Linked DNA regions of Homo sapiens: region 1 is linked to region 2. The links are chromatin loops, found by intact Hi-C in ENCODE. Cell type or tissue: psoas muscle. All regions are shown on one strand. Links, peaks and the distances in the headings refer to the core of each region. The heading gives the core; the rest is flanking DNA. Region 1 has its middle 89 kb from the start of FGF9. Region 2 overlaps FGF9 (fibroblast growth factor 9).

Evidence for each region. Hi-C counts contacts between places; a loop is a spot of excess contacts. Peaks named below come from ENCODE experiments on the same cell type or tissue, not always from the same donor. Only the 100,000 strongest peaks of a DNase experiment are listed, where the experiment ranks them.
Region 1: it touches region 2 in a loop (6-fold over the local background); 5 of 110 quality-filtered maps call a loop at or near these places.

The regions. Positions count from the first base shown.
Region 1 is chr13:21,756,048-21,764,388 of GRCh38, reverse strand. No RefSeq gene overlaps it. Among named protein-coding and RNA genes, the nearest start is that of FGF9, 89 kb to the right of the region's middle. RefSeq lists an enhancer at 7,537-8,234. In psoas muscle, for the core only: no CTCF peak of the experiment used is centred there; no DNase peak of the experiment used is centred there; H3K27ac peaks cover 247 bases.
Region 2 is chr13:21,678,676-21,687,016 of GRCh38, reverse strand. It overlaps FGF9 (fibroblast growth factor 9), which reads right to left. Exons shown (of 3, transcript NM_002010.3): 2 at 5,872-5,975. Among named protein-coding and RNA genes, the nearest start is that of FGF9, 12 kb to the right of the region's middle. In psoas muscle, for the core only: no CTCF peak of the experiment used is centred there; a DNase peak (open chromatin) is centred at 3,704; H3K4me3 peaks cover 378 bases; H3K27ac peaks cover 1,392 bases.

The DNA.
Region 1 (8,341 bases), core at 146-8,145, 77 kb before region 2:
CCTAATTTAAGGCAGTAAATGGAGCTTCAGAGAGGATTCAATGGGAAATGGTTTCAATAAGATCCCTTCTCAGATATCCTAATTAAGTAGAAATTAATTAAATAGAAACTAAAACAAATATTTTCAACTTAATATAAGACATTATCTTTATTATATACATAAAAATATTTTCTGGCCGGGCGCAGTGGCTCATGCCTGTAATCCCAGCACTTTGGGAGGCCGAGGCGGGCGGATCACGAGGTCAGGAGGTGAAACCCCGTCTCTACTAAAAATACAAAAAAATTAGCCGGGGCCGGGCGCAGTGGCTCACGCCTGTAATCCTAGCACTTTGGGAGGCCGAGGCAGGTGGATCACGAGGTCAGGAGATCGAGACCATCCCGGCTAACATAGTGAAACCCCGTCTCTATTAAAATACAAAAAATTAGCCAGGCGTGGTGGTGGGCGCCTGTAGTCCCAGCTACTGGGGAGGCTGAGGCAGGAGAATGGCGTGAACCCGGGAGACGGAGCTTGCAGTGAGCGAGATCGCGCCACTGCACTCCAGCCTGGGTGACAGAGCAAGACTCCGTCTAAAAAAAAAAAAAAAAAAAAAAAAATTAGCAGGGTGTAGTGGTGGGCGCCTGCAGTCCCAGCTACTTGGGAGGCTGAGGCGGGAGAATGGCGTGAACCCGGGAGTCGGAGCTTGCAGTGAGCCGAGATAGTGCCACTGCACTCCAGCCTAGGCGAAAGAACAAGACCCTGTCTCAAAAAAAAAAAAAAAAAAAAAAAAAATTCTACCAGTATGTTAGTAGTTTTTATTCACTGAAGGATGAGATTATTTTCATGATCTCATAATCATGACCTTGTAATAAAGATACACTAAGCATTTGAGAAGTGAGGCAATTAATAGGAGTTGACTTTAATCATAATTGTACTAAACTAATCAGATACCCTCTACTAGATTCAGTAATGAACACAATTCCTCCACTCAGATGGAATGGTTGCATGCTGTACATGCACGTCAGCAAATATTTATGGAGTGCCTGCTATCTGTAGCCTTATAAACCCTGTATAAGGTGGTAGGTTCATTGGCATGTTAATGTTGAACAACACTTTTATACAGCACTCATTGCTAGTGGCCAGGGGACATGCCACCTTCTCCAATTACCACGGCAAGTAATGACTTCCCCCTTGGGACACCCCGCACTTTCACCCAACACGTATGTGGCACTGACCTTTTCCTGCTTTGCATGACAATGAAGAGTGGTCTGCCTCTTCTCTCCTTGCTAGATTATGAGCATCTGGTACCTTTCTTTTTTTTTCATACAGAGTCTAGAACTTCACCTTAATAAAAATTTGGTTAACTAATGAACTAATTAATTGATTTTTGAGGTAATCATTTGGAAAGCTAGGCCAAGTAATTCAAAATAGCAAGTGCTAATATCTCCATTAATCATCCCACTATCTCTTGAGGTCAAACTACCTCACTTTCTCTACCCTCCTAAACACACGATATACACACACTCCCAACCTTACCACTGACACCAATAACATTTTTAAAATGTGTATCAGAGCAAAGTGACTGCGACTGGGTGATCGTTTCGGCAGCGACTGTCATAGTGGTAGATGCGCTCCATGCATTTAGCACAGGCCCAGGCAACGCTGAGAACACAAAGCCTATTCTTAGTATCAATTGGCTTCTGCCTTCACCGCTCCCCTCCACACCTGCCAAGTGACCTGGCCTAAGTTACTCATCATTTCATTTTAGATTGACAGATGAAGAAATTATGCCCCAGTTTAACCTGAGATACTTGGGATAACCTGAGCTCCTACAGATAAAGCACCTGGCCATGGTGAACACATCATTAAGTGATGACTTTTGTTACATTTTCAGTCTCAACTTTTGTGACCTACTCCCACATATCCCATAATCAGAACCCAGATGAAGCTTCCATCTACTTAAAGTCCTTAAACGTAACTCCGACCAAGCCCTTTTGCCAGAGTGCCCGTCAACTCGATGTATTAAAATATATTCATCAGATCAACAAACACTTACTGAGCACTTACTGTGTGGCAGGCACTGTGCTAGGCGCTGAGCAAACAATGCTAATGAGATCCACACAGTGCCTGCTGTGGCTCTGCCCAAGCCTCAGAGCCCAGGAACCCAAGAGCCTCTGGAGCTCCTAGGCTAGAAAAGGTTACAGACTGTCAACCTTAAAAAAGACACTAGAGAAAATTATCTGTAGGTATGTTGAATTTACTCAGGAATGGAAGTAAGGATTATAATCCGGAATGCATGGAATGGCAAGCTACCAGTGCATTCAGTGAGGAAAGGGTGAGGGGGGCTTTTATTAGCAAACCGAGATTGACATGAACTTCTTAGAAACAGAGTTTGTTGATTCCAGAGGTTCAAAGTCAGAGTTGCTTTCAGTTCATTGGTGGAGATGCCATCAGTGGGCAAGTGTTCTTCCAAGAACATCTTATCTGAATTACTGTAGTCCTAAACAATATCTCGTGATAAACCTTATCAGAACAGGGGATGCATAAAGGACATGAAAGGATTTTAGAAAGTCCTCGGAAGCAGTTCTCATCTCAGACATGTCAGCCCGAGCCTCCTCTCCTATGGGCCTTTCTGGCCCTCTTCTGTCCGGGTATGGCAAAAGCGATTTCATTTTGGTATCTGCAACTTTCACAGGACAAAAGACCCTGCAGTGTGAAGAGTGCAGTAAGAGGCTGTTGTTGGAGGGCCCAGGAAAGGACCTGGAGGAAGAGCTATAGGTGCCAAAGGATGGGTGGGAATCAGACAGTTACAAAGTGGAAAGTCTACTCCCAGAAGATGGAATAGCATATGCAAAGGCCCAAAGCATAGGCAGATGACTGTGTGTGGGAATTCATAGACATGTGGAATACATGATGGAAAGTGGCTAGAGAGGGAAGGGAGCAGAAAGCACAGCCATATGGTAAGCAGTCTTGTAAATTTCATGAAGGTGTTTGAGCCTGGGGATACCTACCATTCAGGGTGGTGAAACAGGGGCATGAGGAACACGATCAGATCGGAACCATCCCTCGGGCCACAAGCGGAGAATGGGTGTTTGAGATGAGCAGAGCAGGGCAGGAGGATTAGATGGCTACCGCAATGAGCCAGGCAGGAGCAAAGGGCGGCTCCAAGGCATAGTGGCAGTGGGAGGGAGAGTGGCCATAGATGGAAATGACAGATACTAAGGAGGAAAAATCGTGGGTTTTTGCATATAAGAAGATGTTAAGGATAACTCCCAGATTTCTGACTTGAGAAACTGGATGAATTTTTTTAGATGGAGATAACAAGAAAAAGAGCGAATTTGGTGGAAAAGTTCACAAGTTCTGTTTTGGACCTGGTGATGCGGAGGTGCCGGTAGGACGCTCGAGTGTACATAAGTGCTAGATCTCTGAGAGGGTCAGTCTAGCACTTGGAAGCCAGGCCTGGGTGAAGGATTACGTTTGGTGTGCTAGCGCATCGCTAGTACCAGGCTCGTGGCATGAAGAAGGGCACAGGGAAGGCACAAGAAGTGAGGAGAGGGCCCCAGCCAGGGTCTGTGGTGTGTTAATGAAAAGATGGTTGGGTTCCATCTTAAGTGTGCACCTGGGACATTATCAAAACAGGAACAAAAAGAAAAGCTTGGGAAAGAATTTCATGTTTTCTATTTCAAAAAATACAAGAAGTGATTTTCCCTTGTGGGGAAAGCCTGCACATGGTTAAGCCATCATTATGTTCATTTTAGAACTAAGTTGAATTTTATTTTCTTATGGCCGAGGAAGGAGAAGAGCAGCTAATGCTGTCCACAGTTAAGGCTCCTGGAGGTCCCAGTCCAATCCTGATGTAAATATCACCATGGGCTCAAACCTTCAGATGAGGTGAGCTTGTGGGGGTGCAGTGCTGGGATCTCAGGTCAGAGACAGGCTGTGGTACAGGGAGGGTTAAGAAGGGCCCCTCACCCTGGCCTTCAGGATCCTGCAGGTGATGTCTATTTGGTGAACTCATTAATTCATGGTATGTGGCCTGTGTGCTAATATGTTAATACATTCCTCTTTTAAGTTGACTTTTTGCATTTTAAAGGAGAGGCCTTGGAGTCCAAACCCAAACTGAAGTGTAGAAATCTCTCCATCTAAAATTCAGATTCAGAGGTAAATCTTTGAGGAGAGAGGCCTATTTCTCTGTCAGGGGGCTGCCTTTCTGGCAACTTCTGAATCACACTACTTAGGTGGCCCAGCTCCTCCGCCTGCTCGTGTGGAAACAGCCCTGGGGTGCTCATCGCTTCTCAGCTCTCTCTACAGCCAAGGCCCGGATGGTGTTCAAACCTCACCCCACCACTGAGTCCCAAAACCACGTCTGGCTCTTGAGATTCCAGCCATTTATAAAACTTCCGAAACCTCAAAGTTGGCCAATTTCCATGTAAATTTAAGATTTGTACTCAAGGAACAGCCCCCTGTTGCTGAAGTCCTGGTGTTGGCAGGAGAATGCCCCCAGACCCGACAGCCACCCTCCCATAACCGTGTTCTCACGGGGACCCTTGTAAACACTCTGTCCTCCACACGTGTAAATATTCTCAAGGTGTCTTAAAGAAACTGAACCACTTCCAGTTCAGTGCATTATTAATAGCTGTTGATGATTTTCTCCCAAGTTCTCATGTACAAAGAGGGAGGTGCGGTGGAGAATTCTGTTTACTTGCATAGCGAGAGTTACTGCTTAACCAAGCCGTGCTCAGCATGTTTGATAAGAGACCAGAAAGTAAGAAATGGTATTTTTTTTCTTTGGGAGTTAGCAATTAACTTATGAAAAGCATGGAGATGGGCCAGACTGATTCGACAAAGGTTCTAGAAGGTAGTATTCACCTGATACTCACCCCATGTCAGCAGCTTGCTGTGTTTTAAACACAAAGACAGAGGAAAACTTACTGAAATAATTTCAGGATGGGCTGCAGATCGACTCAAGTAAAACCAGTTCAGTTGTTGGAATGAAAGAGCATGTGAAAACCCAGAGTAAACCAGCAATAATTCCCTCACTGTGCTCAGCACACCGAAAGGCCGCCTTCTTTTTCTGCATTAACAACTGCTGCTTGACCAAACTTAAGCCAGGCTCCCGAACCCAGACCAGCAAAGTCCATCTGTGCACTTCCTTGCAGAAGGCAGTTTTAGCAAGAACCCTACTAAGGCAGTTTAGCCAAAACCTCTTGCCCTCAATACCTAATCAGGTTCCTCAACCCTCACCATCTCCCAGGTGATGTCTGGTCACCTGGCCTGTCTTCAGCAATAATCCTGTGAGGTCAGTTTAGCCAGATACCCCTCACTCCTGAAGGTTCCTCTTCGTGATTTTCCATCCACCAAACCCACCCTGCTCCTTAGCTATGAATCCCCACTTGCCCATGCGGTATTCAGAGTGGAGCCCAGTTTTACACAGAGGTCTCTTTTTCTGTATTGCAGCAATGCTGAATAAACTGTGTTTACCCCGTTAACTGCTGTCCGGCTCTGCTCTTGCCTTGGCACTCCCCACTGTTGCACGTGGAGGTCTACAGAGAAATTCACAATAAACCGAGGCACGACCTGCTACCAAAGGAAGATGGGGGGAGGAAGGCCCACTCTGGCTGTTCCAACCTTTATTTGTTCTTCCTATGAGAAACCGGGGAACTCAGTGCAAGGACATTCTCTTTAAAGTTTCCCTCTGGGGATGTACAAGGAAACAGTTTCCTGGCATTTTTCTTCTAAGCTACTTTGGAGGTTTGAACTTTAGGTACTATGATGTCAGGTGACATAATACCCGAAAGAGCAATAGACAGCGAGATAGATGGTTATAACCACACCTCTCAAAGGTCTACACATCCACTCACTACCAAGTACATCCTGTGGAAAATGCCAAGAATACATTTTAAGAAACAAAGCCAATGGCCAATTGTGCAAAATGTGTTCCCTGGCGCTTGCTGGCACTAAGTTGGCATGCTTTGGGGGGGGGGTCTGTCTTCAGGGGGCTATGAACTGTTCTTGGCCTGCAGCATTGCAAGCTGGACTCTGTTTCAAATACTCCTTGTATATTTTTCTTTCCTCCTAGGTTTAAAATTGCTTTTTAAAATCTGTATGTTATCAGAGGGGGTTGTGAACTCTTAAAATGTCACCATCATCTCTCGATCTATTTTCTCTACATTAAGTGCTAGACCTTAATACATAACATATTCATTGAGAAAACCGCTCCATCAACCTGCTTATGGGCCTCTGTTACAGCATTTGTATTCCTCTGTTTATCTAGGTGTGTTTCTTTGTTTCCACGTTTGTAAAAAGAAGGAAGTTTTTAAAGGGAGTTTTAGCAACTTGGTGTGAAGTCTGGGAAAGTCCCCCACTCCAACCTAGAATATTATCAATGTGCTATGGATAAGAATTCATAAATCCATAAAAAGCCAGATGAAGAAAGAATTGTGATGTCAATGTACAACCCAGCTCTGCTGATCTGATTGCTAAGACTGCTAAGCACCTATTACCTAGGTCACTTCCTTATGTGTGTCATCATCCTCTCTCTCCTCCTTCTCCCACTTCTCCTCCTTCTCTCCAGTGTGATCTGAGTAGAAACTACGATATTTGAGAATATGAAGAAGACATATTTGTGGAATTTATTTTGAAAATTCAACCAGCCAGTCTTCTATATGAAGGACACACACACACTTCAACTTCCAGGCTCAGCAGCCCCCAAGTTTCTCTAAGCTTCTCTGTCCAGGGATATTCACCAGCACACTCAGGCTGGCACTGACTCCTATGGTTTCCAAGGTCCCAATCCACTGTGTCATTCCCAGCTGCACTCACCCTGGCTCAAGACAGTGCCTTCTGCCTTGGGCCACAGGTCTAAGTTGATTTCCAGTGCTAAAGCCTGGCTTGCATTTTTCTATCAAATATATCATTCTTGTCTCTTTTTTTCTGAGTTTTTGGGTTACATAGTCACATCTACAATTTTCGTCAACTTCCTGTCCATCAGTGTCCCCTCTGTGGCTTCCTCAATATAAATGGGTACATAAATGCACAATGCACTCATAAATACAACCTGGGCTTCCCAGGCCAGCCCAGCCCAGCCCACAGGCAAGTCTTGGGTCTCTGGATGGTCAGACACAGACATTCTCAAACTTTGCCCACACTCACCATCCCAGGACCCCCAATTTCTCTTCCAATCTGTCCCCTTTCAAAAAGTGTCAATTCCTCCTCATGACCCCGCGGTATCTGTCCTTTCCATGACATCTGCTGAGGGCTGTGGAGCCCACAGAGCAGCCGGTGCCATGGGAGCTAGGAAGACACTGCCCTGCTGGGGCACTGCAAGCATAATAGATTAGCTGCCTGATGCACACAGCAAGTCAGTGTGCCAAGACACCAGTTCGCAGCAAAAAACAGGTTTAATCGTAGGGTCAATGAACAAGGTGATGAGAAGGAACCTCAAATCCTTCTCCCTGAGGAATTTGGGGTTAGGGTTTTTATGGGTTTTGAATGGGGCCAAAGTGTGGAGATTCTTGACTGGTGGAAGAGTGCAGGGTGAAGTCAGGGGGCAGGGAGAGAGGAAGGCGTTTTATCCTCATGCTGATCCTATTCCTCCGTGGAGGTCCTCAAATTGGTTTCTGGAATTTGAGGTCTGAAAAACCTCTTAAGCGATCCTTAAACAAAAGCCTTATGATTCCAACGTCAGAGCTGCTGTCTGAAGGAACAATGGGAACACAAACGCTCAGACTTGTGGACACAAGGAAGTGGGCCACGGTGCAGCCTGGCTCATGCTGAATTATAACTCTATTTCCACCCAGACAGAACCCAGCATGCAGTTCCTGTCAACCCTGCAGAGGTGGTTTCAGCACCACAGACCTCACCATGGGGGAGATGGGCCTGCTGTGTGTACAAAAGCTGTCCCTTGTGAGGGCAGTGAAGTCCCCTTCAAGGGGTCACCCTCCAAGGCTACCGAGCTGCTGGGATCCATCATCTCTTATGTCAGGAGAAGCCACCAGACCTGCTGGCAGGGAATAAAGGCATACTCTGCTCCCTGCCCCCCCACCCCAGACACCTGGTGCACACTAGGAATAACACACCCCTGCATGGATGTGAAGTCAGCTTCCCTTTCACAGCAGCACACATGCTTTCCACATGTCCTCTGGAAAACAGCTCCCAACAGACCCACCACAGCCCCCGCAGGCCAGCCCAGCCACACCTGAGTCCCTGAGTGAACGACGTGCTCCAACTGCGATCCTTGACACACATGAAATACAGTGCCCTGCATGCCGTGGCTCGGAGGTGGGAGGAAGCTCTGGATCTTCCCATGTTTTTATGTCTGTCTATTGTTGGTGAAGGAAAGTAAACTCTGTAAAATATCTAAAGA
Region 2 (8,341 bases), core at 270-8,269:
AGAAGCACCTGTCAGGATGAGGCTAGGAACGGCTGCAAAGTACTGGTCTGAGGCAGTCAGCATGAGGCTGGTCCTCACTCTGCATCTACAAGTTTTGGGCCTTTGAGCAAGTCACTTAACCTCTCTCATTTTCAGTTTCAGTAGCTGACTAATTCCTGTGGAAACACCCTGACTCTACAAGTTCACAACCCTGTATCAGTGCTATCACTATTCGATGCTCATGTACAGTAGACACTGCATGTGCGTGTTCATGACGGAGTGAATAATTGGGTCAACAAACATTTACCATGTGCCAACTGCACATAAATTGCCCTGCCTGGTCTTCAAGAAATAGAAAAATTATAAAGCCAAAGACTCTGACTCCAAAAAATTTCATCTAACAAAGAGACCAGCAGGAATTACAATTCTGGGCAAAATAATGTAAGTGCTACAAAGGGATACAAACGAGAAATGTTAGCACCTCCCCCATCTCTGCGCCATCCTCCAGTGTCACTTTTGCAGACTCCATGCTGTATGTTCCAACATCCTTACAATGTTAGTACCTGTACCAGCTACGTTTTTTAAAGAAAAGGTCAATTCCTTTTGTTAAATGCAAGCTTCTTGAAGGAGATTAATTTTTTCATGGCATTCTTTTTTAAGGAGGCATTTATTATGGTCAATTATTCTTGATGTTTTAAAGTATCTTGAAAGCCAAGCATGGGGGCTCACGCCTGTAATCCCAACACTTTGGAAGGGTGAGGCTGGCAGATCACTTGATGTCAGGAATTCAAGATCAGCCCGGTCAACATGGTGAAACCCCATCTCTACTAAAAACACAAAAATTAGCCAGGCTTGGTGGCACGCACTGTAATCCCCGCTACTCGGGAGGCTGAGGCAGGAGGATGCAGTGAGCTGAGATCATGCCACTATACTCCAGCCTGGGTGACAGAGTAAGACTCCATCAAAAAACTTCTTTAAGTATTTTTATAATACTCAAACAGTTTAGATTAAGACTCTAAAAGTAATTATCAGAGCCATGCCTCTAAACTTTCTGATAAGAACAAAAGTGACCAATGTTAATGAATACTCTAATCCCCTGGCCAAGTGTGTAATCTAACATCCTCTCGAAATTTCAACCTGGCAGCGTATTTTAATTGTGACATTTGAAGGGTCACGTGACCTAACCTGCCTGCCCTTCCTTTTCTGAGGCTCCTATTTATCCCTCAAGACCCATTTTAAATGCTACCGCTCAACCTCCCCAAGCAGTTATTTAAACACTCCTCTGGGATGCCAAAACATCTGTCCATTCCTCTACTATGGGAAATTTCACACTGCCCTGAATTATTTACAAGTATAGCTATCTGTTTCATTGCTTTGCACTCATCACAGTGCTGGATGAGTCAAAGCTATAAATAGGAAATAAATAAGCAAATGAATGAACGGATACATGGACAAATTATCACGTGAATACAATAATCAAACACCATCCCCAAGTTAAAATTATTCATATTCTCCTTCTAATCAAATCGTTATACTCATTAGCAATATAGTTTTTCTTATTTCCACATTCTAATAGGATATCAGAATCCTGTATATTTTTCTGAAGAAGTATTAACCCATTTACCTCTGACCTTTTAGATCTACTCTCAAGGTAAACCTGAAGACAAAAACAAGCAAACAAAAACTACATAGATGAAAAGAGAAAATTAATCCCAAAATAGGAAAATACGCTTTAAATGAATTTCACATTTACACATTTACTTTACGAAAGTGATTTCCCCAAATCTCCTATTTACCTTCTTTCGTAATGAGATCAGTTTCTAACCGTTTAGAAAAAAAAAATCTCCAATTTAGTTTACTGAGCTTCATGCAACTTCACACAGATAAAGATTCCTGGAGGCTCCAAATGTTAGTGTATTTAGTAACACAACCATTGCCCGTTTCTTTCCTTCTCTCAATCTCATCACAATGAAAATGAGATATTTTAGTCACTCCTCATTCTCACTGCCACACGAGGCATGATAACCACAAACCCAGTGGGAAATATGAGATTCCAGCCCCTGAGGAACAAGACTTTCACTCTCACCTTCCCCCTCACCTGCTGGAGGAACAGACCAAAGGGAAATAACCTGCTGCCCAGGAGCCTCCCTCCCAGCTCCTTACAAAAGAGACAAAAAGGTCTCACTGCACAAACATTTTGTGTGCACAGAGAACATCATGGGTCACACAGAGAAGACTTGAGAAAGAAGGCTGAGAAATTCAAACTACAGAATTCTTGGGATCCATCCAGACTGGGAAGAAACATTCCAGATGTCTAACTCGAGCTCTTCATCTTACAGAAGAGGAGAAAGAGGGCCTGGTGCCTACTTCGTAGCAGATACAGAATGAGAGTTAACCATGCCCTTGACACTACATTATCTTTCCTCCAGCTTCAGCCTCATTCCCCCTCAGGCCACACACACCAGAGACAACACAGGCACACACAGGCCAATTATGCATAGAAATGGAAGATGGTGATTCCTCCTTCAACTGGAGACCTAAGTACACAGCAGCCATACAAGCGAGATACTGTGAGGCCACATCTATGCATCCAATGCGGGACAAAAATAATCATAATTTTTAAATCAGTTCAACCCAATGAGCGTTCATCGAGCACCTACTATGTACAAGAGCCATAGCTGTGTGTTAGGAAACCAAAAAAAAAAAGAATGTGGTCCATGCCCTTTAGATACATTAGGGAACAGAGAAATACAATTGACCACACTGTAAACTGTACTGTGACTTATGTAATAATGGGAACAAAGTATTCCTAGGGCCCAAAGGAAAACATAAGAAATGCTAACTAGAATAAATAGGATTAGAACTGGGGGTGTAATGAAGGTTTTGCAGAAGAAGTAATATTTCCATTGAATTTAAATAAAGAGTCCTGCTTCTTCAGGTGGAGAAGGCAAGAGAAAGGCATCTGAGAGAGAAATTCACTTGGCCACAAGTATAAATCAGACTGCATGATGTGTTTGGAAAACAGCAAATAGACAGACTCGAGTTGCATAGGCAAAGAGGCACACAGGGTGCTCCTGGCAAAGCAGATCCAGGCAGCGGTTCATCCTAAGCATTGGGTGCCACATTAAAGAACGTGGGCTGTATCCTTCAAAAGCAAGAATTTGAAGGGATCTCTGTGCACAAGTGACACTCCTGTCTGGGTTTTGAAGGTACTTCTGCCATCAGTGTGGAGAATGGATTGGAGACAGAAGACTAGGAAGGCAAGGAAGCAGCTGAAGACGTTTCCGCAAGGAAAGCATAATACGGAAAAGTGTCTCTCACAGCCACCCTTCCTTGGAGCAGTTTCCAAGCCTGGGCACTCTTCACGAGAGAAGATGTGTGCTTCTCAAGCACACACGGAAGAAGAGCCATTTTACCCTTTCTTTCATTGCCCTTTGCCTGACTGGGACTCCATGACTGGACTGTCGGCAAGATGTGCAGCTGTATGGCAGTGGTGACAAGTCTATTCCTGCCCACGCACTGTGTGTGTGCTCAAAAAGCCCAAGGTGAGGCAGCCAGGAGTCACAGAAAACCTAAGAAGACAGCTGGGCTTCCCAGAAAAGGGGAAAGATGGTGCTCTCCAGCTGTCTACCTGGCTGCCGTGTCCCACAGTATTGTCACTGGCACTCCGTGGGTCTACACTCAATGTCCCTCTCATGCTGCCCCAGGCACTGTGCTAGGAACTGGGGTGTGCCAGGCAGGAAGGCATGAGTAAGAAACCATTTAAATCATCCAGAAGGAGAGATGAGACAGCCTGGGCAACAATCCTACCAGCAGCTTTGCTGAACACAAAATTAGACATGCTCTCCTTGTCAACCAATAAACCACAGGAGTCTGAATCATGCTGGTGATTTCATCTGAAAGACTGGTCAGCTCTCAACTGGGAAAAATTCAGAGGGGTGTGCAAGGTGATCCTTGGAGTGGGGAACAAATAGTAGGGCCCTATTTAGGTTTCCTCATTCATTCTATTCTTTAAAATTGTTTACTTTGCTGTATCTCTTATAAAATAACATATATAAACTATACTTTGAGATAAACAATTTTAAAATAATTTAATATTTGAGATGCATACTCAAATTAAGTATATTTATTTGAAATGCATATGTTGAGATGCATATTCAAAAAAAATTTTTTTGGTGGGGATACGTGATCAAAAAATTTGGAGGCCACTGTGATAAAGTTCCATCTACACACTAAAAGTCAGAACTTCTCTTCTACACACACAAAAAAAGCATTTTATTGAGTTCAACTGTGACCCACTCAAACCCACATTACATACCTAAAAGCAAAAAAAAAAAAAAAAACTGAAGTTGTGACAAAAAAGATCATTTTCTATTTTTTTAATGTAAGTTTCCTTTATCTTGTATCTTATCTTTTTTCACACTTAAAGGTATTCACAAAAATTGTGTAGGGAGTTAATAATTTTGCCTAAACCATCCACTGTGTTTAAAAAGCTAAAGTCAATCCTATACTTACAAATACATTTTAGCATTTTATATATATGTATGTGTGTATCTATATATACATATTTTTACAAGCCTAATGGTAGAAAATTATATCTAGAAAAAGTTTTGCCCTTCATTTCTGTGTATTGAGAACTCCAAATCTTTCCTCATTCTAAGCTTCTTTTCATTTTCAACTTTTTGTAAACTAAAGTTCTCATATTTCAGAAAACATGGATTAAATTCTCATTTGACCACCAGTAATTGCAACGATAAGTTACTTTGGGAGACCAAGGCAAGAGGATCACTTGAGGCCAGGAGTTCAAGACCAGCCTGAGCAACATAGCGTGACCTTGTCTCTACAAAAAAAAAAAATTTTCGTTAACTACGTGTGGTGATGCACACCCATAGTCCCAGCTACACAGGAGGCTGAGGCAGGAGGATCTTCTGAGCCCATGAGTTCCAGGCTGCAGTGAGCAATGATTACACCACTGCACTCTAGCCTGGGCAACAGCAATACCCTATCTCAAAAAAAAAAAAAAGAAAGAAAAGAAAAGAAAGAGAGAAAGAAACGCTACAGATTAATTTCATTACAAGTTTGAAAGTTGAAAACCCAAGTTAGTATATATTATTCATACTTATACATTCAGCAAAAATGTATTAAGTCCCTGCTGCGTACCACACACTGTGTTTTAGGTACTGCATTAATAGGAGTAAAGTGATACCATGATGGAAAGTTAGTCCCCGCCACAGAGTGGAAGAGTAGACTTTGTCTCATTCACACCTCAGCACCTATAACAGTGCCTGTCTGGCACCTGGCAGAGCACAATAAATACTTCTTCACTGTCTCCCATGAGGACCTTACAACCTAGTGGGGATGTGGAGTGGGAAAAAAAGAAATTCATAACATTTGCAAATAATTACAATATCGTAATATTCTTATTCACGTACAAAAATATCTGACAACAATTTCCATCTCCCTTCTTCTCTGCATAATGAAAATCTTGGATGTAGCTCAGAGAGAGTTTAGATTCACTGCATGGTCTATTTCTAGTTTTAATTACAATGCTTGGCAAAGCTTAGGAGGAGATCATTTCAATTCATTTCAAAAATAACTCTCATTCAATACAAAGAGATGGGATTTTTCACACTTGTAAATTTTTTTATTTACTTGATAATTAAGATGGTTTGGCATATAAATAAAGCATTTTCTTAGCAACTTTGGTCTAGTGAAGGTGCAGAGCTGTTTATCTATTAATAAAAATAAAATGGCTTTCCTCAAAAAGTAAAAACTTACACTCGCCTTCCAAACAGACTCAGTTGCATTTCTGGCCCTTTTTAATCCAGAGAAAAGACAGCTGTTCAAATCAAACATGGAGATAAAGCTGGATGAAGTCCCTCCAGTACTTACTGATCCATACAGCTCCCCCTTCTCATTCATCCCGAGGTAGAGTCCACTGTCCACGCCTCGAATGCTGACCAGGCCCACTGCTATACTGATAAATTCCAGAATGCCTGTAGACAAAGGGTAGAAGGCAGAGGACAGATCAGATCACAGAGCATGTCCTTAGAGTCCCAGCATCCCTGGGGTTTTGGAGAGGACACTAAGCCCAGCTCCCCACTTGGATAACCCCACGCTAGTTAAAGAAGTGTCTTCTCTTTGAAAATCACTGTGTAAAAGAATTGATTTTCAACTAAATTCTATCTTATCATAATGACACAAAAATACTTACCAACATGACTTACACAAAAAACAAAACATTTTAAAAATTAAAAAGTTAGTATCTACATAGATATGCTAAGAAGTAATAGGACAGAAAAACCAGTGTGTACATAATCTAATTAACTTCAAAGAGTAGAATTTAAGACAAAGACAACCTACATCCACTTTGTAAACATGAAGTTAAGCATCTGTCTGTGATTCTCTTATTTTGAGAGACATAAGACCATTCGCTAAACAGAATACTTTTTTAGAAAAGACAACCTATTTCCACTTTATAAACATGAAGTTAAGTATCTGTGTGTGAGTATCTTGCTTTTGGACTTCCCAGCCTTTAGAACTGGGAGAAATAAATACCTGTTTAAGTAGCAAAAAAAAAAAAAAGTATTCTGTTTAGAGAATAGTCTCTCAAAATAAGAGAATGAAGTGCTAACTAAAGCCTTGATTGGTTTATACAGAAAATTATCCAGCTCTCTATTGTGTTAACTTTTTTTAACTCTATCTAGAAAACTAAAACTGCCCACATACATCCCAATTATTTTTGCTTAAACAAAGTATTGGTTTTTGCTATACTTATCTAAACCTCAAAGAGATAGTTAAGCAATTAAAATAATAATATTCTGAAGAGATAAATACTGCTCTTGATTTAAAGTAGGCATGGAATGCTGTATTCCAAAATCAAATCGACACAATGATCTTATTTTACTTCCTTCTTTCCCCTTGCTTACCTCACTAAGAATAACACCTAAGCTGGGCATAAATCCAGAATTTTATGGCCACACAACAGCAGTTTCAATTTCTGTAACTACAGTGTGGTTATAAGATGATTAGCCCACAGTATATTTAGGACACTGCTAATTTTTTTTTTTTTTTTTTTTTTGAGATGGAGTCTTACTCTGTTGCCCAGGCTGGAGTGTAGTGGTGCGATCTTGGCTCACTGCAAGCTCCGCCTCCCGGATTCACACCATTCTCCTGCCTCAGCCTCCTGAGTAGCTGGGACTTCAGGCTGGGACAGCCACCACGCTGGGCTAAATTTTTTTTTTTTTTTTTTTTTGTATTTTTAGTAGAGACGGGGTTTCACTGTGTTAGCCAGGATGGTCTCAATCTCCTGACCTCGTGATCGACCCGCCTCGGCTTCCCAAAGTGCTGGGATTACAGGCGTGAGCTACCGCGCCTGTCTGGACACTGCTAATATTATTTGTACTCAGCCATTTTTTCCTTTTTATTGTAAATTAAAGTGCTACATTTTATGTAGACCTTACATTAATGCATATCAAATATTGAGTTCTTGTTTTAAAAATACTTTCAAATATTAAAAATTTTACTTACATTTAAGAGTTCAGAAAAAAACTTAGGGTAACAATGTGCTATAGTCAGTCTCATGTGACTAATAAAAAAGCACTTACATGAATTTTTCAACAATTAATTCTGCAACTCTCACAAAATACACTGGTACTGCAATCAAAAGAAGACATGAACAGCATAAATCTAATAAAGGATTAACTCAAGAGGAAACTATTTCAAGGTGATGTAAAAAAGAAGAGCTATTTCTTCTAAAGGGGCATTCCTAATTCTTTTATAAGGACAAAATGTAACAAATTTATCTTGTGCTTAATGTAATTATTTTAATAGGATGTTAAACAGTATATCAAAAAAAGTGAAATTACAAATTGTGTTTTGAATCTGATAATCTATGACTCTATGATGGAGAATACATGCAAAAGAAGCCAGTTTATTACTAGCCTTCCCTACTTCAAAAGCAAATGGGAATATAAATAAGGCAATATTTCCATGAGATTCATTTTTCATGAGATGCACTCCCTTTTTGATGCATTTTATTTCATTGTACTATTCTTCTGAGTCAAAATAACTAAAATTGTGGCATTTTATTATTATTAGCAGTCACATGTATGTGAATATCTTCTTAGTAACCTGAAAGCACACCAAAATGTGGGTCATACATACCCTGAAATTAATGTAATGAGTTAATTAATGTTCAATTTTCGTCGTAAGATGAAATGCAGGAAACATTTGGCCCCTTTTGAGGTCTGAATGATTTAATTTACCAGGTCAATAAGGAAAGGTTTAATCATAAAACTAAAAAATATTTGCAGCTTCTAAGGGAGCATGTGATGATCTTTCTGCTTTCCCTGCACACGGA